Regions from separate parts of the Homo sapiens genome. Here region 2 is linked to region 1. The links are chromatin loops, found by intact Hi-C in ENCODE. Cell type or tissue: CD4-positive, alpha-beta T cell. All regions are shown on one strand. Each heading gives the region's core, and the rest is flanking DNA. Links, peaks and the distances in the headings are about the cores only.

Region 1 (15,433 bases), core at 5,064-13,063:
TTTGCTATCGGTGCTTATCCAAGTTAGGTTCCTGCCCTCCCCTGGAGGCTGGGACACAGGAGCCCTCTCCTCCTGCATTGCTGGAACAAACTGTAACTTCTGGCAGCCTTGAGCTTTCTCAGGCAGGCACTTTTAGAGAGACAGGGGCCATCCTAGGGATGCAACCTTGAGCGGCTGGAAACGAGGTTCGTGTTTGTTCAAGTTTTTATGGGCCAAGGCTGAGGCCCAGCTGAGAAAGCGCTCAAAAGAGCCGGGCTGGAGTTTGGCCAAGGAGAGTGTCTTTGCCGGCGGCCTGGGGGTGGCCCTAGGACGGGGAAACAACGTTGCCTGGGGTATTAGGGTCTGAAGGAAGTCAGGGAAGTCTTCTCAGCTGAGTCTTGCAAGATGGCTGGAAAACGAGCAGGAGGACAAGAAGGAGCAGGTGAGAAAAAGGCATCCAGGTGGGGAAGTGAGTTCCAAGCAAAGGGAACAGCATCAACAGCACCTGTAGGCAGGCATGGTAGCTCACGCCTGTAATCCCAGCATTTGGGAGGCCAAGGCAGGCGGATCACTTGAGATCAGGAGTTCAAGACCAGCCTGGCCAACATGGCGAAACCCCACCTCTACTAAATATACAAAAATTAGCCAGGCATGATGGCAGGTGCCTGTAATCCCAGCACTTTGGGAGGTCAAGGCAGGAGGATCACTTGAGGTCAAGAGTGTGAGACCAGCCTGGCAAACATAGAGAAAACCTGTCTCTACTAAAAATACAAAAATTAGCCAGATGCGGTGGCGTACGCCTGTAGTCCCCACAGCTACTGGGAGGCTGAGGCAGGAGAATCGCTTGAACGCTTGAACCTGGGAGGCAGAGGTTGCAGATCACACCACTGCACTCCAGCCTGGGGGACAGAGAGAGACTCTGTCTCAAAAAAAAAAAAAAAAGAAAGAAAAAAGAAAGAAAACACAATACCCACATTTGTGTCAGGTTATGGCATACAGAACCTGAACTGACGCTGATACTAAATGTAATAGTCTAACTCCCCCTACCCATTTTTTTGAGACAGGGTCTCCCTCTGTTGTCCAGGCTAGAGTGCAGTGGCATAATCATGGCTTACTGCAGCCTCGATCTCCTGGTCTCCAGCAATCCTCCCACCTCAGCCTACCAAGTAGCTAGGATCACAGATGCACACCATGACACACCGCTAATCTTTTAATTTTTTGTAGAGACAAGGTCTCACTGTGTTGCCCAGGCTGATCCCAAACTCCTGGGCTCAAGCGATCCTCCTTCCTCAGCCTCCCAAAGTGCTGGGGTTACAGGCATGAGCCACCCCGCCCGGCCTTGACTCCCTTTTTGATGTTTAACTGCTTGTGATATTGTGATACAATAAGAAATATTATTTGGTTCCTTCCCTTGGTTCCTGAGGCAGAGCTTCTGAAACCTTTGCAGACGGGGGCACTAGGAGGATCTTTAGTTGTAATATTTGATCTTTGACTGTTTCCTGACACAGAGCTCCTAAGACCTCCGTAACGTCCTGAGTGATAGGAGCATCTTTTGTTCTAGTGAGGTGACTCCTGGGGGGCTCCTGGGTAGCCTCAGGATGCGGGGGCTAGTTACCAGGTGAACCAACCACATGATTAGAGGGTTAGAACGTTTACTCCTCCCCCTGACTTCCGGAGAGGGGAGAGGGACTGACAAGTGAGTTTATCACCAATGATTCAGTATATCATGCCTATGAAATGAAGCCTCCAAAAAACCCAAGAAGGGCGGGGCATGGTGGCTCATGCCTGTAATCCCAGCACTTTGGGAGGCTGAGGTGGGCAGATCACCTGAGGTCAGGAGTTTGAGACCAGCCTGGCCGACATGGTGAAACCCCATCTCTACTCTACTAAAAATAAAAAAAATTAGCCAGGCATCGTGGGGCGTGCCTGTGGTCCCAGTTAGTTGAGAGGCTGAGGCAGGAGAATTGCTTGAACTCAGGAGGTGAAGGTATGGTGAACTGAGGTCACGCCACTACACTCCAGCCTGGGTGACAGAGCAAGACTCTGTCTCAAAAAAACAAAACAAAACAAAACAAAAGGACAGCACTCGGAGAGCTTCGATGCTGAACTTGTGGAGGTGCCGGGAGGGTGGTGTGCCCAGAGAGGGCATGGAAGCTCCACCCCTTCCCACAAAACTTGCCCCTTTGGCCTCGGCATCTGGCCATTCCTCTGCATTTTCCGTAATGCCCCTTATAGTAAACTGGTAAACAGGCCGGCCATGGTGGCTCACACCTATAATCCCAGCACGTTGGGAGGCTGAGGCGGGCAGATCACTTGAGGCCGGGAGTTCAAGACAAACCTGGCCAACATAGCAAAACCCTGTCTCTACTAAAAATACAAAAATTAGCCAGGCGTGGTGGCAGGTGCCTGTAATCCCAGCTACTTGGGAGGCTTAGGCAGGAGAATCGCTGGAGCCCAGGAAGAGGAGGCTGGTTGCAGTGAGCCGAGATCACACCTCTGCACTCCAGCCTGGGCGACAGAGCAAGCCTCCGTCTCAAAAAACAACAACAACAAAAGTGCTTTGTGTTAAGTATAGAGTGGTGTGAGAGTAGGAAACACACTTTGGTCTTATTTTATTTTTATTTCAGAGACAGGGTCTGGTTCTGTCACCTGGTATGATCACAGCTCACTATAGCCCTGAACTCCTGGGTGCAAACCATCCTCCCACCTCAGCCTCCCTAGTAGCTGGGACTACAAGTGCACACCATCATGCCTGGCTACTTTTTTTTTTTTTTTTTGTAGAGAATGAGGGTCTCACTATGTTGCCCAGGCTGGTCTCAAACTCCTGGCCTCAAGTGATCCTCTTGCCTCAGCCTCCCAAAGTACTGGGATTATAGCCATGAGCTACCACACACTGCCTATTTTTATTTATTATAAAAAAAAAATTTTGGCCAGGCATGGTGGCTTGTACCCGTAATCCCAGCACTTTGGGAGGCTGAGGCAGGTGGATCACTTGAGGCCAGGAGTTCAAGACCAGCCTGCCCAACATGGCAAAAACCCATCTCTACTAAAAATATAAAAATTAGCTGGGTATGGTGACACATGCCTGTAATCCCAGCTACTCGGGAGGCTGAGGCATAAGAATCAATTAAGACTGGGAGGCAGAGATTGCAGTGAGCCGAAATCATGCTGCTACACTCCAGCCTGGGCAACACAGGCTCTGTGTTTTGAGACTCTGTCTCAAAAAAAAAAAAAAACATATATATATATATATATATATACACGTATATATAATATACGTATATACGTATATATATGTATATATATACGTATATATATGTGTGTATATATACGTATATATATGTATATATATACGTATATATATGTGTATATATACGTATATATATATATACACACATATATATATGTATTTTTTTGTAGAAAACGAGGTCTCACTTTGTTGCCCAGGCTGGTATCAAGCTCCTGGTCTCAAGTGGTCCTCCCACCTCAGCCTCCCACTGGGATTACAGTCATGTCAGTGTACCCGGCCTATTTTTATTTTTAATTTTTAATTTTTAATTTTTTTGTAGAAACATGCTATGTTGTTTAGGCTGGTCTCAAACTCCTAGTCTCAAGCAATCCTCCCATCTCAGCCTCTCAAAGCACTGGGATCATAGGTGTAGGCCACCATGCCTGGCTTTGTTCTATTTTTAAATCTTTTTTTTTTTTTTTTTTTTTTTTAACAGCGTCTCATTCTGTCGCCAGGCTGGAGTGCAATGGCGCGATCTCGGCTCACTGCAACCTCCGCCTCCAGGGTTCAAGTGATTCTCCTGCCTCAGCCTCCCGAGTAGCTGGGACTACAGGCGTGCGCCACCACGCCCAGCTAATTTTTGTATTTTTAGTAGAGACAGGGTTTCACCATGTTGGCCAGGCTGGTCTTGAACTCCTGACCTCAAGTGATCCACCCACCTTAGCCTCCCAAAGTGCTGCGATTCCAGGTGTGAGTCACCGCGCCCGGCCAAAGCTTAAATAGTGCTGAAAGCTTTTAAGTATCATTTTCCCTCTTCCCCTGTGACTGACATCTGGGGAAGTTGATAAGAAGCCTCAGTGCTCCCTCCTTTGCCGCCAATGGGAGCTTTAAACCACACAAGCCCCTGAGTGCACAAACCCTCACCCAGTCACACCCACCAACCACCATACTAACCCTGAGCCAGTCTCCTTTCCCTGTTCTCGCAAGACATTTTATTTATTTATTTATTTTTAGACGGAGCCTCGCTCTGTCGCCAGGCTGGAGTGCAGTGGTGCGATCTTGGCTCACTGCAACCTCTACCTCCCAGGTTCAAGCGATTCTCCTGCCCCAGTCTCCTGCGTAGCTGGGATTACAGGCGCCCTCCACCCGCCACCACGCCTTGCTAATTATTTGTATCTTTAGTAGAGACGAGGTTTCACCATGTTGGCCAGGCTGGTCTCAAACTCCTGGCCTTGTGATCCACCTGCCTTGGCTTCCCAAAGTGCTGGGATTACAGGCATGAGCCACCACGCCCGGCCTCTTTTAGTTATTTTTAAATGTACAATTTGGCCGGGCGCGGTGGCTCACGCCTGTAACCCCAGTACTCACTATGTTGCTCTCATCAAGATCAAGAGACTCCATCTCTACCAAAAATACAAAAATTAACTAGGTGTGGTGATGCGTGCCTGTGGTCCCAGCTACTTGAGAGGCCTAGGTGGGAGGATTGCTTGAGCCTGGGAGGTTGAGGCTGTGGTGAGCCGAGACAGCACCACTGCACTCCAGCCTGGGCAACAGAGTGAGACTATGTCTGAAAAGGGAAGGGAGGGGAAGGGACGGGAAGGGAAAGTAAGGGAAGGAGTAAGGGAAGGGAAGGGAAGGGAAGGGAAGGGAAGGGTGGGGGAGGGGAAGGGAAGGGACAGCCTTGGAAAATAAAAAATGAAAAACAAAATTAAAGAAGGAAATGAAAAGTAAGCCAGAGGAAATGTATGCAATACTAAAATCTTATATCCAAACTATAAAAAGAACACTTACAAGTCAACTCTGAGAAGACAAAAACAAATCCAATTTTTAAAATGGGATTTAAAAAATTTGAACAGAAATTTCACAAAAGAAAATATACAAAAGGCCAGGGCTGGGCACAGCGGCTCACACTTGTAATCCTAGCGCTTTAGGAGGTCAAGGTGGGAGGATCACTTGAGGCCAGAAGTTCAAGACCAGCCTGGGCAACATAGCGAGACCCCATCTCTAAAAAAAAAAAATCATATAAATTAGCCAGGAGTGGTGGCATGTGCCTGTAGGCCCAGCTACTAAGGAGGCTGAGGTGGGAGGATCGCTTGAGCCCACGAATTCAAGGCTGCAGTGAGCTATGATCATGCTGCTGCCGTCCAGCCTAGACAATGCTGTGTCTAAAAAAAAAAAAAAGAAAGATATTCAAAAGGCCAATTAGCACAAGAAAAGATGCTCAACATATTAGCCAGCCGGGAAATGCAAATCAAAACCACAGTGATAGACCATTACCTGTCCATTACAACAGCTGAAATTAAAGACTAGTGATACCAAGAATGGCAACTGGACCTCTCCTTCAGTGCCAGTGGGAAAGTAAAATGATGTACCAGTTTGGGAAACAGTTTGGTTCTTACTATATGATTTAGCAATTCCACACTTAGAGAATGAACATGTATTCACCCAACAACTTTTACACGAATGTGCATAGCAGTTTTATTCATAATTGCCCCAAAATAAAAGAAACTCAGTGTGCACCGGCTGGTGAATGGATGAATGAATTGTGTCATATCCTTGCGGTCGAATACTACTCAGCAGTAAAAAGGAATGAACTACTGATACATGTAACATAGAAGAATCTCAGAAACATGCAGAGGCCAGGCACGGGGGCTCACACCTGTAATCCCAGCACTTTGGGAGGCTGAGGTGGGAGGATCACTTGAACTCAGGAGGTCGAGATCAGACTGGACTACATAGTAAGACCTCATCCCTATTAAAAATCAAAAAAATTAGCCAGGCATGGTGATGCGTGCCTGTAGTCTCAGCTCCTCAGGAGGCGAGGCAGGAAGATGGCTTGAGTCTGGGAGATCGAGGCTGCAGTAAGCTAAGATCATACCACTGCACTCCAGCCTGGGCAACAGAGTGAGACCCTGTCTCAAAAAACAAAAAGCATGCTGAGCAAAAGAAACCAGACACAAGAGTGCATGCCATATGATCCCATGTGTGTGAAACTACAGAAAGATAAATTGTAGTCTAAAATGAGAAAAAGGGCCGGGTGCGGTAGCTCAAGCCTGTAATCCCAGCACTTTGGGAGGCCAAGGCAGGCGGATCACCTGAGGTCAGGAGTCCGAGACCAGCCTGGCCAACTTTAGTTGGCCATGTTTTTAGTAGAGATGGCAAAACTTCATCTCTACTAAAAATACAAAAATTAGCTGGACATGGTGGTGGATGTCTGTAAAGCCAGCTACTCGAGAGGATGAGGCAAGAGAATCGCTTGAACCTGGGAGGCGGAAGTTGCAGTGAGCCAAAATCACGCCACTGCACTCCAGCCTGGGCGACAGAGTGAGACTCCATAACAAAAATAAAATAAAATAAAAATACAAAAACTTAGCTGGGTGTGGTGGGGGGTGCCTGTAATCCCAGCTACTCAGGAGGCTGAAGCAGAAGAATCGCTTGAACCCAGGAGGTGGAGGTTGCAGTGAGCCAAGATCACACCATTGCACTCCAGCCTGGGTGACAGAGCAAGACTCCCATCTCAAAACAAATAAGTAATATAAAGTGACACAAACCAGGTGCCCAAAAGCAGGTGGTTGCCTAGCACCAGGGATGGGGATTATGGAGGGATGGACTGGAAGGAACAGGAGGGAATAGTCTGGGGTGATGGAAATGATCTCTATCTTGATTGTGGGGGGTTACGAGGGTGTATAAATTTGTCAAAACTGGTAGAAAGGTACACTTAAATGGGGTGCCTTGTACCACGTATAAATTACACCTAAATAACATTTTTTTTTTTTAGTTTTTTTTTTTTTTTTTTTACAAATAATGGGCCAAAATGGCAGGAAATTACTGCTTCTGAAAGCAGACTGAGTTCGGGAATAATGTCCTCTATGACAACACCAGCACACCTTCATGTAGATACGGCTGATGACAGTTCTTGGGAACAAAATGATGATGGACAAATTGTGAATAATGGCGGTCCTCCACTACTGTCAATGATTTCACAGGTCAGATGCACATTAAACTAACTGTAACCAGAAAATGCAATGAAGCCGTGCCGTGATGACTCATGGGGTGGGGGAGTTACAGCCTCGGCTCTCGGGCAGGCTCACGGGGTGAGTGCAGGTTGCACGCCTTTGGCCGTAACTGCATGGAATTACAGCCAGCACAGATGATACGGATTTTCATAGACAGAACTTCCATGCTTCTTCCCAGGAAAACAGCAAAACATCACTTGTTGACAATAGTTTAGTCTGCAGGTAGCTATCTTGCCCTTTCTGATTCTTGGTGCTGGTTAACATTAAGACAAAGAAAACAGGCCGGGCGCGGTGGCTCACGCCTGTAATCCCAGCACTTTGGGAGGCCGAGGCGGGTGGACCACCTGAGGTCAGGAGTGCGAGACCAGCCTGACCAACATGGAGAAACCTTGTCTCTACTAAAAATACAAAATTAGCTGGGTGTGGTGGCACATGCCTGTAATCCCAGCTACTCAGGAGGCTGAAGCAGGAGAATCACTTGAACCTGGGAGGCAGGGGTTGCGGTGAGCCGAGACGGTGCCATTGCACTCCAGCCTGGGTAACAAGAGTGAAACTCCGTCTCAAAAAAACAAACAAAAACAGGCCAGGTGCGGTGGCTCAAGCCTATAATCTCAGCACTTTGAGAGGCCGAGGCAGGAGGATCACTTGAGGCCAGCAGTTTCAGACCAACCTGAGCAACATAGAAAGACCCTATCTATACAAAAAAACTTAAAAAATTAGTCAGGCATGGTGGCACACACCTATAGTCCCAGCTACTCAGGAGGCTGGGATGGGAGGGTCCCTTGAGCCTGGGAGGTCAAGGCTGCAGTGAACTATGATTGATTGAGTCACTGCAGTCTAGCCTCACTGACAGAGTGAGACCCCAACCCTCCGCCCCCCGAAAAAAACAGGGCCGGGCACAGTGGCTCACACCTGTAATGCCAACACTTTGGGAGGCCGAATCAGGCAGATCACCTGAGGTCAGGAGTTCGAGACTAGCTTGGCCAACATGGTGAAATCCTGCCTCTACTAAAAATACAAAAATTAGGCGGATGTCGTGGCGGGCGCCTATAATCTCAGCTACATGGGAGGCTGAGGCACGAGAATCACTTGAATCCGGGAGGCAGAGGTTGCAGTGAGCCAAGATCATGCCATTGCACTCCAGCATGGGCACATGAGTGAAACTTCGTCTCAAAAAAAAAAAAAAAAAAAAAAAAGCCAGAGGCTTCAAAAATAACCTGAATGATTCCAGACTACCTAGAAGGAAGGAGTAGCTTCCTCTCACCCTCATTGGGAGAAATGCAGAGATAGGATAATTGTCTTTATGACTCCAAAAATGCCTGAGACAAGAACATGTCAACAAATAACTCCAATGAGAGCCTCTCAGTTCACATATGACCCCATTTCATCCTTGCAAGAACACCGGGCAATAGATAATATCTTAAAATTCCCATTTTACTAATAAAAAATTCCTAGCCAGACGTGGCAGTTCACACCTGCCATACCACCACTTTAGGAGGGCAAGACGGAAGGATAACTTGGACCCAGGAGTTCGAGATCAGCCTGGGCAACAAAGCGAGATTCTGTTTCTTTTTTTTTTTTTTTTTTTTGAGACAGGGCCTTGCTCTGTCGCGCAGGCTGGAGTGCAGTGGTGCGATCTCTGCTCACTGCAAGCTCCGCCTCCTGGGTTCACGTCATTCTCCTGCCTCAGCCTCCAGAGTAGCTGGGACTACAGGCATCCGCCACCACGCCCGGGTAATTTTTTTATTTTTGGTAGAGAAGGGGTTTCACCATGTTGGCCAGGCTGGTCTGGAACTCCTGACCTCAAGTGATCCACCCGCCTTGGCCTACCAAAGTGCTGGGATTACAGGCGTGAGCCACTGTGCCCAGCCGTGAGACCCACTTTTCTCTTAATTTCCCCAATTCCTAGAATAGTGCATGGCCCACAGGAAATCCGCAGAATATATTTGCAGAATGAATGAATGACTTGCCAAAGGAATTAGGGCAAATAAGTAGATATCGAGTAAACATCCACAACCACCTGCCCCATACCCTTTTCAGCTCTGGGGAGATGGTGGCTCCTGTGGGGTCGGGGATTGGGGGTCTCCGTTCCTTTCATCCTCCAGCCTCGTGGGGGAGTCAAGTCTCCGTAGGCGGAGAGCCCGGATGCAGGCGCGGCTAGGCTGCCCTCTCTATGGTGAGCCCCCCGGTCCCTCCTCCGCAGCACCCGGAGTGCCTCTATGGTTCTTCCTGTCGTTAGTCGGGAGGGGGCGCTGTACGCGCGCTGTACGCTTGCGCGAGGTGACGCCGGGGCAGGGCCGGAAGGAATGCAGCGGCTGCCACGGAGCTCGTAGCTGCAGCTTTGGAGGAGTAAGCGGCGTGGTAGCGAAGGTCGCCGAACCCGCCTGGCTAGCCGGCGAGTTGAGTGGCGAGTGAGTGTCGGCTGCGGGGCGCGCTCGAGCTTCTGGGCGGGTCTGTGAGGCGAGGCGGCCTCCCTGCGTGACGCCTCCGTTGAGCTGCGGGGGTGGGGGCGGGGGCGCGGGCCGTGAGCACCACAGAGCTGAGGGGCGCGGCCGAGGCCCGGGCGGGATCGGGCCGGGGAGCTGGGCTGGGCGTCTCCAAGCCCCCTGCGGTGGCGAGGCGGGAGCGACACCCTCCCGCCACTTCGCGAAGTTTCGCGAGCCGGCCCCTCGGGCCGCTTCCCTCCCTCGGGCCCGAGGCCGCCGCGGAGGCGGTGTCCGTGCACCCGAGCGCGGCCTGGAGGAGCGGCGGGAGGCGGCCCGTGCCTGTGAACCCCAGCCCAGGCGGGCGGCGTTTTTCCTCCTCTCCCCTCACATCTGGAGCGCGTGTTGTTCCGTGAAACTTGGCGACTGTCACCCGGCACTCGCGAGGGCGCCGCAAGTGCGTCAGACCTTTCTGCGGGGCGCTGGGGGCTGGCCCGGCTCGGGGGTCCGGGCGCTGGGCAGGGAGCGAGGCCGCTGTCCCCGCGTCGAGGTGGTTCTGCTCCCGGTGGAACGGGACCAGGGCTCTAAGACTTGGGCCACTTGCAGCCAACGTGGAGCGTGCGCGGCGTGCGGGTTACAGAAATTTCTGACAAATCCGCCAGGGCTCTGTGAATCCTTAAGGGCCTGGGTAGCAGTTGTCCTAGGTACTTTGATAGTGCAAAGAGAACGTTATTATTTTTTTTTTTTTCCTTTTTTTGAGACGGAGTCTCGCTCTGTCGCCCAGGCTGGAGTGCAGTGGCGCGATCCCGGCTCACTGCCAGCTCTGCCTCCCGGGTTCACACCCTTCTCCTGCCTCAGCCTCCCGAGTTGCTGGGACTACAGGCGCCCGCCACCACGCCCGGCTAATTTTTTGTATTTTTTAGTAGAGACGGGGTTTCACCGTGTTAACCAGGATGGTCTCGATCTCCTGACCTCGTGATCCATCCACCTCGGCCTCCCTAAGAGCTGGGATTACAGGTGTGAGCCACCGCGCCTGGCTGTATTTTTTAATTTAATATTTAAATATGTATTTAAAATTTGTGTATGAATTTACATAAATGGTATCACACTTTCATTTAACGTTAATTTAACTGTGTTGTATCATATGAATTTTATTTATTCCTTTATTGAAGTCCAGTAAGGCCATTTCCAATTGCTTTTATTGCATATTTGCTGTAATGACCACCATCCCTGTCCGTATATTCTATTATGCATATTTCTTGGAGAACACACAGAGGTTTCTTTAGCTAATATACCTGGAAGTGGAATTGCTAAGTCACAGGGAATGTACATTTGTAATTTAGGGCGTATTGCTGATTGCTATTCAGAATATCTTTTCCAAGTTACTATCCAAACCAGCAATGTATAAGATTTCCCATTTCTTACATACTTGCCTTTTTTGCCACCCCAGTGGTTTGAAACATAATTCCTTTTTTTTTTTTTTTTGTGACGGAGTCTCACTCTGTTGCCCAGGCTGGAGTGCAGTGCGGCGATCTTGGCTCACTGCAACTTCAGCCTCCCGGGTTCAAGCGATTCTCCTGCGGCAGTGTCCGGAGTGGCTGGGATTACAGGCGCGTGCCACCATGCCTGGCTAATTTTTGTATTTTTTAGTAGAGCTGGGGTTTCACCGTGTTGGTCAGGCTGGTGTCCAACTCCTGACCTTGTGACCTGCCCGCCTCGGCCTCCCAAAGTGCTGGGATTGTAGGCTTGAGCCACTGCGTCTGGCTGAAACATAATTCATTTTCTGATTTGCCTTTCCCTGATTATTAGTGAGGTTGAGCATCTTCTGTGTTTTCTTTTTTGTGAATTGCCTATTAATACCCTTAGCCCATTTCTTTGTTAGCATATTTGTATCAAGATGTCATTTCTCTGTCAGTACTTTGTCTCTTTAATATGTGTATTTTAAACATATGTTTTAATGTCATAGGTTTTGAGTTTGTGTGGTTTTTTTTTTTTTGACCCACCTCCTTGGATATGTTTTCTTAAGGAATGTTTTCAGCATAAGCTTCAGATGTCCCCCTGACCAGATACATGGCAAGAGTTTTGATACTCCCTCATTCTTACTGTTCCTCTTTGCTTCCTTTTCAGCTCTTTTGAAACAGATGGTCACCATGTTTAGATATTAGCAGTCCCGTATGTGCATGTCTGCATTTGAAAATGGAAGAGGGAAACAACAATGAAGAGGTAATTCACTTGAACAACTTTCACTGCCATCGGGGACAAGGTAAGTTGTTTGTTCTCACTTCATCCCTTTCCCTGTGGCTTTTTCCTTTTAGTATCACAGCTGTATCTTTTGAAATGAACCTATTTTGTACCATTTAGAATCCAGGGACATTTCATTTTTGACATAAAAAGACTAGTTAGACTAGAATTATATCAGATAATGATATTGCTGGCATGAATGAAGTGTAAGACTCATTCATTGCAACTGGATTAATAAGCTGTTAATTTACTGGCAAGACGCTGTTAATATGTAGTCATTGAGTCTTAAGAGACAGTGTCAGCATCAGTTTTTGAAGGCGTGGTGATTATAAAGGAGTGCTCCACTAGGCATTTATGATCTGAAATACTACAGGTGATGCTGAACCAGTCTTGTCCTCCCATGATGCCTAATTTCTTTTTTGCCAGAAGATTCTGGCTTAGCCTTGAGGGGAATTTTGGAACATGTATTTTTTTGTTCTGCAGTTTTGGTTTTTTTTCTTTCTTTTTTTGAGACGGAATTTCGCTCATTGCCCAGGCTGGAGTGCAATGGCGTAATCTCGGCTCACTGCACCCTCCACGTCCCGGGTTCAAGCGATTCTCCTGCCTCAGCCTCCCGAGCAGCTGGGATTATAGGCATGTGCCACTATGCCCTGCTAATGTTGTATTTTTAGTAGAGATGGGTTTTCTCCATGTTGGTCAGGCTGGTCTTGATCTCCTGACCTCAGGTGATCCGCCTGCCTCGGCCTCCCAAAGTGCTGGCATGAGCCACCCGCCTGGCCACATTTGTTAATTTTCATTACAAAAGGGATAAATATGGGCCAGACAAATGGCTCACACCTTTAATCCTCGCACTTTGGGAGGCTGAGGCAAGAGGATTGCCTGAATCCAGGAATTCAAGGCTGCAGTGAGCTATGTTAGGCTACTGCACTCAAGCGTGGGAGACAGATTGAGACCTTGTCTCTATTTAAAAAAAATTTGTTATGATAAATATGCTGTTTTAAAAAATAAGTTCTCCTGAAGAATATAAAATGAAAAATATACTCTTTCCCCTCCTTCTGATCTGCAGAGGTGAAATAGTTGTAAATTTTTTTTTGTTTTTTTGGAGACGGAGTCTTGTTTTGTTGCCCAGGCTGGAGTGCGGTGGTGTGATCTTGGCTCACAGCAATCTCCACCTCCCGGGTTCAAGCAGTTCTCCTGCCTCAGTCTCCTGAGTAGCTGACATTACAGGCGTACTCCATCACGCCTGGCTAATTTCTGTATTTTTAGTAGAGACAGGGTTTCACCATGTTGGTCAGGCTGGTCTTGAACCCCTGACCTCGTGATCTGCTCGCCTTGGCCTCCCAAAGTGCTGGGATTACAGCCATGGGCCACCATGCCCAGCCTGGTGGTAAATTTAAACAAAATAGACAGTTCACTGAACACCTGTCCTCAAAGTTCGTATCTTATCCTGTAGTTCTCAGTCTGGGGTGCAGGTGAGTTTCTTCCCTGCCAAGGCTGAGAAGGAAGGTCCCCTTTCCAGGTACTTAGCCCAATGTAGGTACTTTTTTCTGATTTGTACAGTGACACTGTTGGAGCCAATAGTGGCCTTGTCTGATCCCACCTCTGTACAGAGGCAACCACCGTCATCAGATTTATTTATATTTATTTATTTATTTATTTTCGAGACGGAGTCTCACTCTGTCACCTAGGCTATAGTGCAGTGGTGCGATCTCAGCTCACTGTAGTCTCCACCTCCCAGGTTCAAGTGATTCTCCTGCCTCAGTCTCCCAAGTAGCTGGGATCACAGGCATGCGCCATCTATGTCTGGCTAATTTTTGTATTTTTGGTAGAGACGGAGTTTCCCATGTTGGCCAGGCTGGTCTTGAACTCCTGACCTCAAGTGATCCACCTACCTCAGCCTCCCAAAGTGCTGGGATTACAGGTGTGAGCCACTGCACCTGGCCTTCCCTTAATCTTTATCAATTTTGCTTAACATGCTTCTCAGTAAGGCAAAACCATTAAGAGTATACACTACCTGGCCATAGATTGGTGATGTTGGTCAGTTCTGGAAATTTTGTAGCTGTTTCCTGTCTTCTGTAACTCTTCTCCCACAGTCTCCAAGTCTCTAAGTCCACCTCTTTGTCTCTGAGATGCATTCTGGATGATTTCTTCAGATGTGTCTTCTAGCCCACAAATTTCTCTTCAGTAGAATGTAATCTTCTTTTAACTCATCCACTGTTTTTCGGTTATGGTATTTTAGCTTTTAATTCTCTTGGTTATTTTCCTAGAGTTTTGCTCTTTGCCTATATTTTTAGTCTTTTTTAAATTTCTTTAACCAATAAACATAGCTTCTTTGTGAGTTTGATTGCTGTGATCTGTTAAGTTCTTGGGAATCATATTCTGTTTTTCCTGCTGGCTCCCATGGTGCCTCGTTTTCTTGTGTATTTTCTAAGTTTGACTCTAAGCTCATGTCTTGAGTTCTTGATAGAGTTGGTTTCTTTATAGAGAATTGCTTTTGCTTCTTTCAAGTCCCCGAGGGCAGTGTCAGTTTGAAACGACTTTAGATTCCTGTCTTGAAGTTTTCGGATTACACAAACTCTTTTTTTTTTTTTTTAAGACGAAGTCTCAGTCTCTTGCCCAGGCTGGAGTGCAGTGGCGTGATCCTGGCTCACTGCAGCCTCCGTCTCCAGGGTTCAAGTGATTCTTCTGCCTCAGCTTCCTGAGTAGCTTGGATTACAGGTGTGCACCAACATGCCCAGCTAATTTTTGTATTTTTAGTAGAGATGGGATTTCACCATGTTGGCCAGGCTGGTCTCGAACTCCTGACTTCAAGTTACCCCCCTGCCTCAGCCTCCCAAAGTGCTGGGAGACGTGAGCCACCGTGCCCTGCAAACCTTTTATTTATTTATTTATTTATTTATTTATTTATTTATTTATTTATTTATTTATTTTGAGAGAGAGTTTTGCCCTTGTTGCCCAAGCTGGAGTGCAGTGGCATGATCTCAGCTCACTGCAACCTTCGCCTCCCAGGTTCAGGTGATTCTCCTGCCTCAGTCTCCCGAATAGCTGGGATTACAGGCATGTGTTACCTCACCCGGCTTGGATTACCCAAACTCTTAAAGCATTTTTTATTTTTCAACAAGAGACTCTACCTGGGTATTTAACCTTCCTTACAGTGAGGAAAGAAAGCCATTTGGTTATTTACATGCCAGTTACTCACTCTTCTGAAGCCTTTCCACATATTCTTTATTGTGTATAGTTTTTAAACTTGGTTATTGTATACCAATGTGTATATAATATACATAAAGAAAAATGAACAAAATAAAGATGCACAGCTCAATAATTTATCACAAACCAAACATTTATGGAACCACAACCCAGAAATCTTCAAGAAATAGAATGTTGCTATCCTCTTTAAACACTACATAAAGATTTTGTATAGTCTTCTTTTGCATCTGACTTCTTTTCACTCAGCATTATGTTTGTGAGGTTTATTCACGTTGGGTAGAGCCACAGTTTATGTATTTTCCATTGCTAAGTGGTATTCCATTTATATCACTTAGCAA
Region 2 (15,433 bases), core at 4,802-12,801, 200 kb after region 1:
AAAAAAAAAAGAGGGGCATTACAGAATGATAAAGGAGTCCGTTCTCCAAAAACACATAATTAATCCCTAATGTGTATGCACCTAACAAAAGCATCAGAATACATGAGGTTAGAAGTGCTGGAACTAGGCCGGGCACAGTGGCTCACGCCTGGAATCCCAGCACTTTGGGAGGCCGAGAAGGGTGGATCACCTGAGGGCAGGAGTTCAAGACCAGCCTGGCCAACATGGTGAAACCCCGTCTCTACTAAAAATACAAAAAATTAGCCGGGCATGGTGGCAGGCGCCTGTAATCCCAGCTACTTGGGAGGCTGAGGCAGGAGACTCGCTTGAACCAGGGAGGTGGAAGTTGCGGTGAGCTGAGATTGCGCCATTGCACTCCAGCCTGGGCGACAAGAGCGAAATTCTGTCTCAAAAAAAAAAGTGGTGGAATGGCACAGAGAAATTGATAAAGTACGATGGTATTTCAAGACTTACTGTAAAGCTACGGTAATCAGGACAGTGTGATATTAGTGAAAAAAATAGATAAATAGATCAATGAGCCAGGTGCAGTGTCTCACGCCTGTAATCCCAGCACTTTGGGAGGCCAAGGCAGGTGGTTCACTTAAGGTCAGGAGAATGAGACCACCCTGGACAACATGGCGAAACACTGTCTCTTAAAAAACAAAATAGATCAGTTGAATAGAACAGACATCTCAGAAACAGACCCACATAAATAGAGTCAAATGACCTTTGACGGAAGAGCAAAGGCAATACAATGAGCAAAGACAAAGACGGTCTTTTTAACAAATGTTGCTGAACAACTGGATGGACATCCACATGCAAACAACTGAGTCCAGACTCTGACCTTACACACTTCACAGAATTAATTCAGATGGATCAGAGACCTAAATGTAAAGGTCAAAACCATAAAACTTTTAGAAGGTAACACAGGAGAAAATCTAGATAACTTCAGGTTTGGTAATGACTTTTTAGATACAACGCCAAAGGTGGGATTCATGAAAGAAAGAATTGGGCCGGGTGCAATGGCTCACGCCTGTAATCCCAGCACTTTGAGAGGCTGAGGTGGGCAGATAACCTGAGGTCGGGAGTTTGAGACCAGCCTGACCAACATGGAGAAACCCCACCTCTACTAAAAATACAAAATTAGCCAGGTATGGTGGCACATGCCTGTAATCCCAGCTACTCGGGAGGCTGAGACAGGAGAATCACTTGAACCCGGGAGGCAGAGGTTGCAGTGAGCCGACATCATGCCATTGCACTCCAGCCTGGGCAACAAGAGTGAAACTCCGTCTCAAAAAAAAAAAAAAAAAAAAAAAAACAGAAAAAAAATTGCTAAGTTGGACTTCACTGAATTAAAAAATGTCTTCCCTCTGAAAGATGTTGTCAAGAGAATGAAAAGACAAGCCGCAGACTGGGAGAAAATATTTGCTAAAGATATAGCTGATAAAGAAGGACGGTTGGCCGGGCGCGGTGGCTTACTCTTGTAATCCCAGCACTTTGGGAGGCCGAGATGGGCAGATCACGAGGTCAGGAGATCGAGACCATCCTGGCTAACACGGTGAAACCCCGTCTCTACTAAAAATACAGAAAATTAGCCAGGCGTGGCAGCATGCACCTGTAGTCCCAGCTACTGGGGAGGCTGAGGCAGGAGAATGGCGTGAACCTGGGAGGCGGAAGCTTGCAGTGAGCCAAGATCACACCACTGCACTCCAGCCTGGGCGACAGAGTGAGACTCAGTCTCAAAAAAAATAAAAAATGAAGAAGGACTGTTAACCAAAATATACAAAGAACTCTTGAAACTCAACAATAGGAAAACAACCTGATTTTTAAATGGGCCAAAAGACCTTAAGAGACATCTTTCCAAAGAAGATATACAGGTGGAGACCGGTCACGGTGGCTCACACCTGTAATCCCACCACTTTGGGAGGCCGAGGCAGGCAGATCACAAGGTCAGGAGATCGAGACCATCCTGGCTAATACAGTGAAACCTCGTCTCTACTAAAAATACAAAAAATTAGCTGGGCATGGTGGCAGGCACCTGTAGTCCCAGCTACTGGGGAGGCTGAGGCAGGAGAATGGCATGAACCCAGGAGGTGGAGCTTGCAGTGAGCCAAGATCACGCCACTGCACTCCAGCCTGGGTGACAGAGCAACACACCATCTCAAAAAAAAAAAAAAGATACACAGGTGGCAAATATGCATATGAAAAGATGCTTCATATCATATGTCATTGGGAAAATGCAAACTGAAACAATGAGATACCTCTACAAACCTATTAGGATGACAAAAATCCAGAACACGGCAGAGCACAGTGGCTCATGCCTGTAATCCCAGCACTTTGGGAGGCCGAGGCGGACGGATCACCTGAGGCCAGCAGTTCAAGACCAGCCTGGCCAACATGGTGAAACCCCGTCTCTACTAAAAATACAAAAATTAGCTGGGCGTGGTGGTGGGCGCCTGTAATCCCACTACTTGGGAGGCTGAGGCAGGAGAATTGCTTGAACCCGGGAGGTGGAGGTTGCAGTGAGCCGAGATCGCGCCATTGCACTCCAGCCTGGGGGACAAGAACGAGACTTCATCTCAAAAAAAAAAAAAAAAAAATCCAGGACACTTGGCTGGGCGTGGTGACGCATACCCATAGTCCCAGCTCCTCAGAAGGCTGAGGCGGGAGGATCAATTGAGCCCAGGACGTTAGGGCTGCAGTGAGCTATGATGGCACCACTGCTCTCCAGCCTGGGTGACACAGCGAGACTCTGTCTCAGTGGAAAAAAAAAATTAATGCTGTATGATTCCAACTATATTACATTCAGAAAAGGCCCAACTATGGAGACAGTAAAAGGATCCGTTGCTAGGGTCTGGAAACAAAAGGTTGCCAGGGACAACCTTTTGTCCCTGGGACGGATGCACGAAGGGAGGGACGCATGAAGAGGCAGAGCACGGAGGATTTTTCGGGCAGGGAAACGCCTCTGAGAGAGCTCTAACAGTGGATGCATGTTCTGACACATTTATCCAAACCCATGACATGCACGACACCAAGACGGACCCTAATGCAAACTGTGGACTTTGTGTGAAAATGATGTCAATATAGGTTCCCTGATTGTAACAAATGTACCACGTTGGTGGAAGATGATAATGGGAGAGGCTATTAGCACGGGCAGGGAACATGTGAGAACTCTCTGTACCTTTCGCTCAATGTTGCCATGAATCTAAAACTGGCCTAAAAAAGTCAAGTCTATTAAAAAAAAAAGACGCGGTGAGCATTGGGAAGAAAGGGACAGGGCACATGCCTTCCTCATGGAAATCATGCAAACATATATTAAAAAAAAAAAGACACAGTGAGCATTGGGAAGAAAGGGACAGAGCACATGCCTTCCTCATGGAAATCATGCAAACATATCTTCTGAAGAAGACCCCACTTTTTTTATTTTTATTTTTTTTGAGATGGAGTTTCGCTCTTTCACCCAGTGGCATGATCTTGACTCACTGCAACCTCCAACCCCCAGGTTCAAGCTATCCTCCAGCCTCAGCCTCCCGAGTAGATGGGGTTATAGGCGCCCACCACCATGCCTGGCTAATTTTGGTATTTTTTAGTAGAGACGGGGTTTCGCCATGTTGGCCAGGCTGTTCTTGAACTCCTGACCTCAGGTGATCCACCTGCCTCAGCCTCCCAAAGTGCTGGGATTACAGGCATGAGCCACCGCGGCCGGCCAGACCCTACTTTTGAGTGGGGTCTTCTGCAGATGAGCCTGAGAAGGCCAGCAGGATTAGGTGACCAGGAAGAAAAGAGATCTTTGCATCTTCAGATGTATGGGAGCACCGCCCATGGCAAATCTAAACATGAGCAGCTCCGGGCACCATGAAGTGGGCATAGGAAGATCAAAAGAGACTGAAGAATCTTTCTTTTTTTTTTTTGAGACGGAGTCTAGTTCTGTCACCCGGGCTGGAATAGAGTGGCATGCTCTCAGCTCACCGCAACCTCCATCTCCAAAGTTCAAGCGATTCTCCTGTCTCAGCCTCCTGAACAGCTGGGATTACAGGCATGCATCACCACACCGGCTAATTTTTGTATTTTTAGTAGAGATGGGGTTTCACAGTGTTGGCCAGGCTGGTCTCAAACTCCTGGCCTCAAGTGATCCACCTGCTGCAGCCTCCCAAAGTGCTGGGATTACAAGCATGAGCGACCATACCCGGCCCAAAAGAAGCTGAAGAATCTTAATTTTAACTTTCAAATTTTATTGATGTAATTATTGTTAGAGTCAGGGTCTCGCTCTGTCTCCCAGGCTAGAGTGCAGTGGTGCAATCACAGCTCACTGTAGCCTCCAACTCCTGGCCTCAATCAATCCTCCTGCCTTAGCCTCCCAAAGTGCTGCACTTACAGATGTGAGCCACGGTGCCTGGCCCTTAATTTTTAAAAAAAGCTTATGTATCTCAGAAAATATTTCTTTCCGGCCGGGCCTGGTGGCTCACACCTGTAAGCCCAGGACTTTGGGAGGTGGAGGCAGGCGGATCACCTGAGGTCAGGAGTTCAAGACCGGTCTGGCCAACATGGCGAAACCATGTCTCTACTAAAAACACACAAAAAAGTTAGCAGGGCGTGGTGATGGGTGCCTGTAATCCCAGCTACTCAGGAGGCTGAGGCACAAGAATCGCTTGAACCCGGGAGGCGGAGGTTGCAGTGAGCCAAGATCGCACCATTGCACTCCAGCCTGGGCAACAAGAGTGAAACTCCATCTCAAAAAAAAAAAAAAAAGAAAAAGAAATTGTTTCTTTCCAACAGGAGAGAGCCCAGCACTTATAGGGAAGCCCTGAGCATGGATTCAGGTTAAATGGCATTGGATCATGGCGGGTAACTGCAAGAGAAGCAACTACAGGGTTGTGAGGGGATGAAGGAGCCAGAAGGAACAGATCTCAGGATACAGATAACAGCCTTGAATCCGCCAGGCACGGTAGCTCATGGCTGTAATCCCAGTACTTTGGGTGGCTGAGGCAGGCAGGTCACCTGAGGTCAGGAGTTCGAGACCAGCATGGCCAACATGGTGAAACCCCGTCTCTACTAAAAACTACCGCGGGAGGCTAAGGCGGGTGGATCACAAGGTCAAGAAATCAAGACCATCCTGGCCAACATGGTGAAACCCCATCTCTACTAAAAATACAAAAATTAGCTGGGCGTGGTGGCACACGCTGTAGTCCCAGCTACTTGGGAGGCTGAGGCAGGCGAATCACTTGAACCCAGGAGGTAGAGGCTGCAGTGAGCCGAGATTGCACCACTGCACTCCAGCCTAGCACCAGAGCTGAGACTGTGTCTCAAAAACAAAACAAAACAAAACAAAACAAAACTACAAAAATTAGCTGGGTGTGGTGGGATGCACCTGTAACCCCAGCTACTCAGGAGGCTGAGGCAGGAGAATCGCTTGAACCCAGGAAGCGGAGGTTGCAGTGAGCCGAGATTGCACCATTGCACTCCAGCCTGGGTGACAGAGCAAAACTCTGTCTCCAAAAAAAAAAAAAAAGTAGCTTAAACCAATAGCCAAGGGAGTTAGAGTCACCAGATACTTGGTTCTCTATAGAAATTAAAGATAACATCTTGGGCCTGGTATGGTGGCACACACCTATATTTCCTTCACTTTAGGAGGCCAAGGCGGGCGGACTGCTTGAGCTCAGGAGTTTGAGACCAGCCTGGGCAACATAGCAAGACCCCTGCCTGCACTAAAAATACAAAACATTTGCCGGGCGTGGTGACACATGCATGTGGTCTCAGCTACTCAGGAGGCTGAAGTGGGAGAATCACCCGAGTCCAGGAAGTGGAGGCTGCAGTGGGCAATGATTGTGCCACTGCACTCCAGCAGCTGGGAGAAGGGAGTGAGACCCTGTCTCAAAAAAAAAAAAAAATCAGTGAGAGGAAGCAAGGACTGACCTTCACAGGGTCCAGATGCCTGGCACAGTGAGGCCAACCACCCACACCAAGGTTTGCAGCGAGAAAAAAGAGGGCATTTATTTGCAGGGCGCCAAGCAAGGAGAATCTGGCAGCTTTACATCCAGAACTCCCTGCTGGCTTGCAGGTAGGCGTCTTTAAAGGTAAGGAGGCGGAGGTTACGGCAAAGTCATAAATCAGTATGGAGGCTATACGTTGGTTTGGCCCTAAAAGGTGGGATATCTTAAAGTGGGGGCTTACAGGTCATAGGTGGATTCAAAGATTTTTTTTTTTTATTTCTAATTGGTTAAGGAAGAGAAAACTTTGTTTAAAAATGCGGAGTTGGCCAGGCGCAATGGCTCATGCCTGTAATCCCAGCACTTTGGGAGGCTGAGGGGGGCGGATCACCTGAGGTCAGGAGTTCAGGACCAGCCTGGCAACATGATAAAACCCCATCTCTACTAAAAGTACAAGAATTAGGTAGGATGCGGTGGCGGGCACCTGTAATCTCAGCTACTTGGGAGGCTGAGGCAGGAGAAAGGTAGAACCTGGGAGGCAGAGGTTGCAGTGGGCCAAGATGATGCCACTGCACTCCAGCCTGGGCAACAGAGCAAGACTCTGTCTCAGAAAAAAAATAATAATATAATATAAAAATAAAATAAAAGTACAAAAATTGGCCAGGTGCGGTGGCTTACGCCTGTAATCCCAACACTTTGGGAGGCCAAGGCGGATGAATCACCCAAGGTCAGGGGTTGGAGACAAGCCTGGCCAACATGGCAAAACCCCATCTCTACTAAAAATACAATAATTAGCTGGGCGTGGTGGTGGGTGCTTGTAAGCCCAGCTACTAAAAAGGCTGAGGCAGGAGAATTGCTTGAACCCGGAAGGCAGAGGTTGCAGTGAGCCGAGATCATGCCACTGAACTCCAACCTGGGCAACAGAGCGAGACTCCATTTCAATAAATAAATAGGCGGGGTGGGGTGGCTCACACCTGTAATCCCAGCACTTTGGGAGGCCGAGGTGGGTGGATCACGAGGTCAGGAGTTCGAGACCAGCCCGGCCAAGATGGCGAAACCCCGTCTCTACTAAAAATACAAAAATTAGCCAGGCATGGTGGCATGCACCTGTAATCCCAGCTACTTGGGAGGCAGAGGTTGCAGGGAGCAGAGATCGCACTACTGCACTCCAGCCTAGGCGACACAGCAAGACTCCATCTTGAAAAAATAATAATAACGATAAATAAATAAATTCTAAGAGGTAGCACTTAGCCATCAGAGGTGAGAGAAATACACTGATCATACGGGTGGCAACGCTGGAATGAGAACCATGGCGTCCTAACCCCAAGCAATCAGTGGCAATGGGAAATAGACCTAGCGGTGTTCCTAATGGATTGACAGCTACCCAGTGATGTCGTGGCTTGATCTACACAACAAAAACAACAATAAAAGAGGTCAAGAGCAGGCCAGGTATGGTGGCTCAAGCCTGTAATCCCAGTACTTTGGGAGGCCAAGGTGGGTGGATCACCCGAGATCAGGAGTTCGAGACCAGCCTGGCCAACATGGTGAAACTCCATCTCTACTAAAAATACAAAAATTAGCCAGGCATGCTGGTGCGTGCCTGTAGTCCCCACAGCAACTTGGGAAGCTGAGGCAGGAGAATCGCTTGAATGCTTGAACCTGGGAGGCAGAGGTTGCAGATCACGCCACTGCACTCCAGCCTGGGGGACAGAGAGAGACTCTGTCTCAAAAAACACCACAACAAAAAACAAAACAAAAACACCAGCACCCACAAAGGCTCAGCGGCATGCAGCAGTGTGGTGCGATTGGAGTCCCTCTGGTTCCTAGAATTGGAGTAAGGGGTCTGGCCTCTGTCCTCCAGGTGCCGGGGAGGGAAGGAAGTAGGGGAACCACACACTCAGTGTCACAGGAGGGTGTGGCATGGGTGCTGGGAAAAGGTGGTGCTGCCATCTAGGGCAGGAGCTGGTTCCACGTTGACTTGGGGGGATCAGAGAATGCAGATTCCAGGAGACAGAGTCCAGAGTTTTCAAAGGAAATGGGCAGGTGGTGGCCACTGAGGGCAGTGCCTAGGTTCCTGGCTGCTGAGCTTCTTTTATTTTTCTTTGTATCTTTTTTTTTTTTTTGAGAGAGTCGTCTTTCTCTGTCACCCAGGCTGGAGTGCAGTAGCGCAATCTCGGCAGACTGCAACCTCTGCCTACTGGGTTCAAGCGATTCTCATGCCTCAGGTTTGCCAGAAGCTGCGTTTACAGACGTGCACCACCATGCCCACCTAATTTTTGTATTTTTAGTCGAAACAGAGTTTCACTATGTTGGCCAGGCTGGTCTCAAACTCCTGACCTCAAGTGATCCACCCGCCTTGGCCTCCCAGTGTTGGGATTACAGGCGTGAGCCACTGCACTCGTCCTGGCTGAGCTTAAAAATAACACCATATTTCATTAGATCTAGGGCACCATCACCTGTAAGATGCATGTTTCTCTTAGGTACTACTAAGAAAGAGAAATCAGGCCAGGCAAGGTAGCTCATATTTGTAATCCCAGCACTTTGGCAGGCTGAAGGGGTCGGATCCCCTGAGCCCAGGAGTTTGAGACCAGCCAGGGCAACAGAGCAAGACCCATATCTACAAAAAAAAATTTTTTTTTTTAAATTTTCTTTGAGATGAAGTCTTGCTCTGTTGCCCAGGCTGGAGAGCAGTGGTGTGATCTCTGCTCACTGCAACCTCTGCCTCCCCAGTTTAAGCAATTCTTCTGGCTCAGCCTCCCAAGTAGCTGGGGGTTACAGGCGCATGCCACCACGCCTGGCTGATTTTTTTTTCTTTTGTTTTTTCCTTTGTATTTTTAGTAGAGACGGGGTTTCACCATGTTGGCCAGGCTGGTCTCGAACTCCTGACCTCAGGTCATCCACCAACCTTGGCCTCCCAAAGTGCTGGGATTACAGGCATGATCCACCGAGCCCAGCCTCTACAAAAAAATTTTAAAAATCAACTGGGCATGTTGGCACACGCCTGTAATCCCAGCTACTGGGGAGGCTGAGTCAGGGGGATCACTTGAGCCCAGGAGGTTGAGGCTACAGAGAGCTATGATCATGCCACTGTACTCCAGCCTCAGCAACAGAGCCAGACCCTGTCTCTGAAACAGAAACAAACAAAAAAAGACAGAAAGATAAATCACTGACAGTTAATTTTGCCAACATTTTTATCTTGTACTTTTTCAAGCATTCAGAGAAGTTTAACAGAATTGTATCATGAACACATGTACGGCCACCTCCCAGATGCTACTACTGGCATCTTACCCTATTTGTCCTGTCATGTATCTATCCCTTGATACATTCATCCATCCTTTTTTCTTTTTTTTTCTTTCTTTAATTTTGAGACAGAGTCTCACTCTGTGTCCAGGCTGAAGTACAGTGGTGCTGCCTTGCAACCACCCCCGGCTAATATTTTGTATTTCGACTAGGGATGGGGTTTCACCACATTGCCTGGGATGGTCTCAAACTCCTGACCTCAAGCCATTCCCACCCACCCCCTTTGCTTCCCAAAGTGCTCTCAAAGCATGAATCACTACACCTGGCCAGAATATATATATATAGTTGTTGCTGTTGTTTTTGTTTTTGCCTTTTTTGAGATGGAGTCTCACTCTGTCGCCCAGGCTGGAGTGCAGTGGCGTGATCTCGGCGCACTGCAACCTTTGCCTCCTGGGTTCAAGCGATTCTCCTCCCTCAGCCTCCTGAGTAGCTGGGATTATAGGCATGTGCCACCACATCTGGGTGATTTTGTATTTTTAGTAGAAACGGGGTTTCACCATGTTGGCCAGGCTGGTCTCAAACCCCTGACCTCAGGTAATCCACCGCCACGGCCTCCCAAAGTGCTGGGATTACAGGCATGCGCCACCGCGCCCGGCTGATTCTATATATATTTAAAGGGCTTTGGCTCACACATGTGTCTGCATTTGTTAACCATCAGTGAACGTTCACTCAAAAGTTATGCATTGCACCGTGTAAATTTCCCCTGCCAAAAACGAAGCGGTAAACACATATTCAACTCTAGTTAATAGTATGCATGCTGAAGTGCTTATCGTGATGTTTGCCAGCTACTTTGAAATGCATTTTTAAAAATGATGGGGCAGGTGTGGTGACTCACGCCTGCAGTCCTAGCACTTCAGGAGGCTGAGTCAGGCAGATCACTTGAGTCCAGGAGATCGAGACCAGCCTGGGCAACATGGCAAGACCCTGCCTCTAGAACAACTACAAAAATTAGCCAGGTGTGGTGGCGTGCCTGTGGTCCCAGCTAGCCGGGAGGCTGAGGCAGAAGGATCACCTGAGCCCAGGAGGTCGAGGCTGCAGTGAGCTACGATCATGCCACTGCACCACTGCACTCCAGCCTGGGTGACAGAGCAAGACCCTGTCTCAAAAAAAAAAAAAAGAATCGCAGAAAGTTCCATCATGCCTGTTCCACTCAATCTTCACTGCCTGTTCTGACTAGCTTTGCCTATTCTAGAACTTCTTAGAAATGGAATCATTCTAGATTCCTTAGAACGTGTTTGAGATCCATGCAAGTTGTGGGCATCAGTAGTTCACTTATTTTTATTGTCAGGTGGTTTTCTAGGGCATAGGTGCCCCATAGTTTGTTGAATCCTTCTGCTGTTGATCAACACCTGAGCTGTTTCCAGTGTTTGGTTATTATTGACAAAAAAAAATCATTGATTTCTTTTTTGTTGTTTTTGGTTTTTGTTTTGTTTTGTTTTTTTGAGACCGAGTCTCACTCTGTCGCCAGGCTGGAGTGCAGTGGCATGATCTCGGCTCACTGCAACCTCCGCCTCCCAGGTTCCGTGATTTTCCTGCCTCAGCCTCCCGAGTAGCTGGGATTACAGGCATGCGCCACCACGCCCAGCTAATTTTTGTATTTTTAGTAGAGACGGGGTTTTACCATGTTGGCCAGGATGTTCTCGAACTCCTGACCTCAAGTGATCAACCCACCTCGGCCTCCCAAAGTGCTGGCATTACAGGCATGAGCCACTATGCCTAGCCTTTTTTTTTTTCTTTTTTTTAAGATGGTGTCTTGCTCTGTCACCCAGGCTGGAGTGCAGTGGCGCAATCACAGCTCACTGCAGCGTCAACTTCCTGGGGCCAGACGACCCTCCCAGACGACCCTCCCACCTCAGCCTCTCGAGTAGCTTGGACCACAGCTGTGCACACAGCGCTGTGAGATTACAGTGAGCTATGATGGCGCCACTGCACTTCAGCCTGGGCAACAGAGGAAGACTCCCCCTCTAAAAAAGAAAATGCACTCAGTGTTGAAAAGACGCTTTATCAAAGAAGATATACGGATGGCAAATAAGCACAGGAAAGCATGCACAACATTACTGACCACGAGGAATTGCAAATTAAACCACAACAGGCCAAGTGAGGTGGCTCATGCCTGTCATCCTAGCACTTTGGGAGTCCCAGGTGGGTGGATCACTTGAGGCCAGGAGTTCGGGACCAGCCTGGCCAACATGATGAAACCCTGTCTCTACTAAAAATACAGAAATTAGCCAGGTGTGGTGGCAGGTGCCTGTAATCCCAGCATCTCAGGAGGCTGAGGCAAGAGCATTGCTTGAGCCTGGGAGTCGGAGGTTGCAGTGAGCTGAGATTGTGCCCTGCACACCAGCTTTGGTGACAGCGAGACTCCATCTCAAAAAAAAAAAAAAATGTATAGAACTATACACCTAACACAGGTGAATTTTGCCGTATGTAAATTATACTTCAATCAACCAAAAAAAAGCACCTGAAAATATACGTAACTACACCAACAAAAAAGAGAGAGGCCACATCTCCACATCTTTGTACTGTGTGTGTGTGTGTGTGTGTGTGTGTATGTCTGTCGTGCATAGCAGAGGGGGGAAGAAGTGTGTTCGGAGGCACACCTGCTGCCATAACGATGGCCGGCAGCTTTAACTACCATGCATTTTTAATCACAGAAGGGTTCAGTGCTCGAATTTCCAGGAGCTGACCACCAGGTCTGAAATTCAGCCTGGCCCTTCTCTGACATGTGCAGCCTCTTGTCCAATCCTGCCCTGTCCGCCCCACTCCTCTAGTCCTGATCACGGGACTTGAGGTGTTTCCCGGAACAATAGTCCCATTCCCGCCTCCCAGGAGGGGAGCCCATGCCAAGTCAGCCAGCCTAGGAGGGTCCCCTTGGGTCCAACATGCTGGGAGTTGGTGGCCTCTTGTGGCCAGAAATAGAATTATCACATATTAAAAATGATCACTGGCCGGGCGCGGTGGCTCACGCCTGTAATCCCAACACTTTGGGAGGCCAAAGCAGGCGAATCACGAGGTCAGGAGATTGAGACCATCCTGGCCAACATGGTGAAACCCTGTCACTACTAAAAATACAAAAATTAGCTGAGCATGGTGGCGCACGCCTGTAATCCCAGCTACTCCGGAGGCTGAGGAAGGAGAATCGCTCGAACCGGGGAGTCGGAGGTTGCAGCGAGCCGAGATCGCACCACTGCACTCCAGCCTGGCGACAGAGCAGGACTCCATCTCAAAAAAATAAAAATAAAAATTAGCTGGGCATGGTGGGACGCTCCTGTAGTCTCAGCTACTTGGGAGGCTGCGGTGGGAGGATGACTTGAGCCCGGGAGGTCAAGGCTGCAATGAGTCATAATTATGCCACTGCACTCCAGCCCGGGTGACAGAGCGAGACCCTGTCTCAGAAAAACTGAAAGAATTTTTTTTTTTTTGAGACGGAGTCTCGTTCTGTCGCCCAGGCTGGAGTGCAGTGGCGCGATCTCCGCTCACTGCAAGCTCCGCCTCCCAGGTTCACGCCATTCTCCTACCTCAGCCTCCCGAGTAGCTGGGACTACAGGTGCCCACCACCACGCCTAAATAATTGTTTGTATTTTTAGTAGAGATGGGGTTTCACCGTGTTAGCCAGGGTGGTCTCGATCTCCTGACCTCATGATCCGCCCGCCTCGGCCTCCCAAAGTGCTGGGATTACAGGCGTAAGCCACGGCGCCGGGCCCAAGAATTTTTAAAAGATCATAGTAGGCCGGGTGTGGTGGCTCATGCCTGTATCCCATCATTTTGGGAGGCCCAGGTGGGAGAATCGCTTGAGCCCAGGAGTAGTTCTGGACAACAGAACAAGACCCTGTCTCTATTAAAAATATTAAAAGATCACATTAAGGGTTGATTCTGCTTATGGCTGGGGTGGGAACGGCATTTCCATACAGGGTTAGAGGCCTGTACATTAGTGCAACCTTTTCAGCAGCACAAGTCAAAATCTAAAATACACACACCCGGCCGGGCGCGGTGGCTCACGCCTGTCATCCCAGCATTTTGGGAGGCCGAGGCATGTGGATCACGAGGTCAGGAGATTGAGAGCATCCTGGCTAACACAGTGAAACCCCGTCTCTACTTAAAAAATACAAAAAATTGGCCGGGCATGGTGGCGGGCACCTGTAGTCCCAGCTACTCGGGAGGCTGAGGCAGGAGAATGGCGTGAACCCGGGAGGTGGAGATTGCAGTGAGCCGAGACAGCGCCACTGCACTCCAGCCTGGGCAACAGAGCAAGACTCTGTCTCAAAAAAAAAAAAAAAAAAAGAGAAAAAAATACACACACCCTCTGACCTATGGGAATCACAGAAGTCTTGCCCAAACAGATTTTCCTCTAGTTCTAAGTAAAAGAGACAAGAATATTCACATCTTTGTGTTAAGTGAAACCACAGGAACACAATTGGCTATATCCAGAATGCGGGACATTCTGTAGGACAGGGGCTTCAGTCTCGCCAACAAATCCCTGACATAAAAACGGGCAGTGAAGCCGGGCGCAGTGGCTCATGCCCGTAATCCCAGCACTTTGGGAGGCTGAGGCGGGCCGATTGCCTGAGGTCAAGAGTTTGAGACCAGTCTGGCCAACATGGTGAAACCCTGTCTCTACTAAAAATACAAAAAAATTAACTGGGCGTGGTGGCATGCACCTGTAATCCCAGCTACTCGGGAGGCTGAGGCAGGGGAATTGCTTAAACCAGGAAGGTGGAGGTTTCAGTGAGCCAAGATCATGCCATTGCACTCCAGCCTGGGTGACAGAGAGAGACTCCATCTCGAAAAAAAAAAAAGTGCACTGAAGAGACCATTGATTATAAAGAAACTTAAGACCAGGCACATTGGCTCACATCTATAATCTCAGCACTTTGGGAAGCTAAGGCAGGCGGATCACCTGAGGTCAGGAGTTCAAGACCACCCTGGCCAACGTGGTGAAACCTCATCTCTACTAAAACTACAAAAATTAGCTGGGAGTGGCAGCATGCACCTGTAGTCCCAGCTACTCCGGAGGCTGAGGCAGGAGAATCGTTTGAACATGGGAGGTAGAGGTTGCAGTGAGCTAAGATCGCACCACTGCGCTCCAGCCTGGGCAACAGAGCGAGACTCTGTCTCCAAAAAAAAGAAAAAGAGAGAGAGAGAACGAGAGAAAGAGAGAGCCAAGAATATCTCCACGGGATCATAGACAAACTGGGGGGAGGTGGTCAGGAATTCTGTGGACCTGTGCTTGGCAGCACCCACTCGAAGCAATCAGATTAACACCTGGAGTAGACCCAAAACATTCCCCACACGCACCCAGACCCATTGTCACAGGTACCAGGGGCTTAGCATAAGCTGTGGCCAGCACGGAACAAACGATAAGCCGCTCTGGCACAGCGGTGACTCCTAGGAAGCCAGGCTTAAAGATGACGTCAGAGCCATCCCCGGCCATCTGGAAGGCTGCCTGCCCAAAGCTGCGCCTTCTCGGGAGAAATCACAGGAAGAATGCCAAGCTACCAGTTCCTGACTGACCAGGGCAAAAGGGGAAATTCTCTGAATGGTGATAGCAGCCTCCAAGCCACACACACGTCCAGTGGGAAAGGGCAAAAATCTAACTGGCCAAGGGGCTTAAACACAACTTTTTTTTGAGAGAGAGACAAGGTGTCACTCTGTCACTCAGGCTGCTGGAATGGAGTGGCATGATCATGGCTCACTGCAGCCTTGAACTCCTGGGCCCAAGCAATCCTCCCACCTCAGTCTCCTGAGTAGCTGGGACTACAGGCATGCACCACCATGACTGGCTAATTTGTTTTATTTTTTGTAGAGATGGGGTCTCGCTGTGTTGCCCAGGCCCGTCTTGAATTCCTGGGCTCAAGTGCTCCTCCTGCCTCGGCCTCCCAAAGTGCTGGGATTACAGACATGAGCCACCGTGCCTGGCCAAGCACAATCTTTAACCATTAAGTGGCTTATGCTGACCCAGGGGCGACCCCTAGGTAGCCAAGTTAAAAGGTAAAAACAGGAAGAAAAAATCTGAGCAGGGACATCTGAGTCTGCATAGTGTGAGATGAGGATCGTAGTGGTGAAACTTGTTCAGCCCAGTCACAAAGTAATACATCACCTAGCAAACAACAGTAACCACAACCCCTGACTGGAGTTGGGGGAATCAAGTGTCAGAGTTGCTAAAATACATTATCTAAAACGTCCAGTTTTTGGCCGGGCGTGGCAGC

What was found. Hi-C counts contacts between places; a loop is a spot of excess contacts. Peaks named below come from ENCODE experiments on the same cell type or tissue, not always from the same donor. Only the 100,000 strongest peaks of a DNase experiment are listed, where the experiment ranks them.
Region 2: it touches region 1 in a loop (11-fold over the local background); 5 of 110 quality-filtered maps call a loop at or near these places.

Annotation. Positions count from the first base shown.
Region 1 is chr7:4,964,527-4,979,959 of GRCh38, forward strand. It overlaps the pseudogene RNF216P1. Among named protein-coding and RNA genes, the nearest start is that of MMD2, 13 kb to the left of the region's middle. RefSeq lists an enhancer at 9,387-9,985 and a silencer at 9,698-10,077. In CD4-positive, alpha-beta T cell, for the core only: a CTCF peak has its summit at 9,463 (motif pointing right); a DNase peak (open chromatin) is centred at 9,475; H3K4me3 peaks cover 1,793 bases; H3K27ac peaks cover 242 bases.
Region 2 is chr7:5,162,600-5,178,032 of GRCh38, forward strand. No RefSeq gene overlaps it. Among named protein-coding and RNA genes, the nearest start is that of WIPI2, 20 kb to the right of the region's middle. In CD4-positive, alpha-beta T cell, for the core only: CTCF peaks have their summits at 7,904 and 12,146 (motif pointing left); a DNase peak (open chromatin) is centred at 12,112.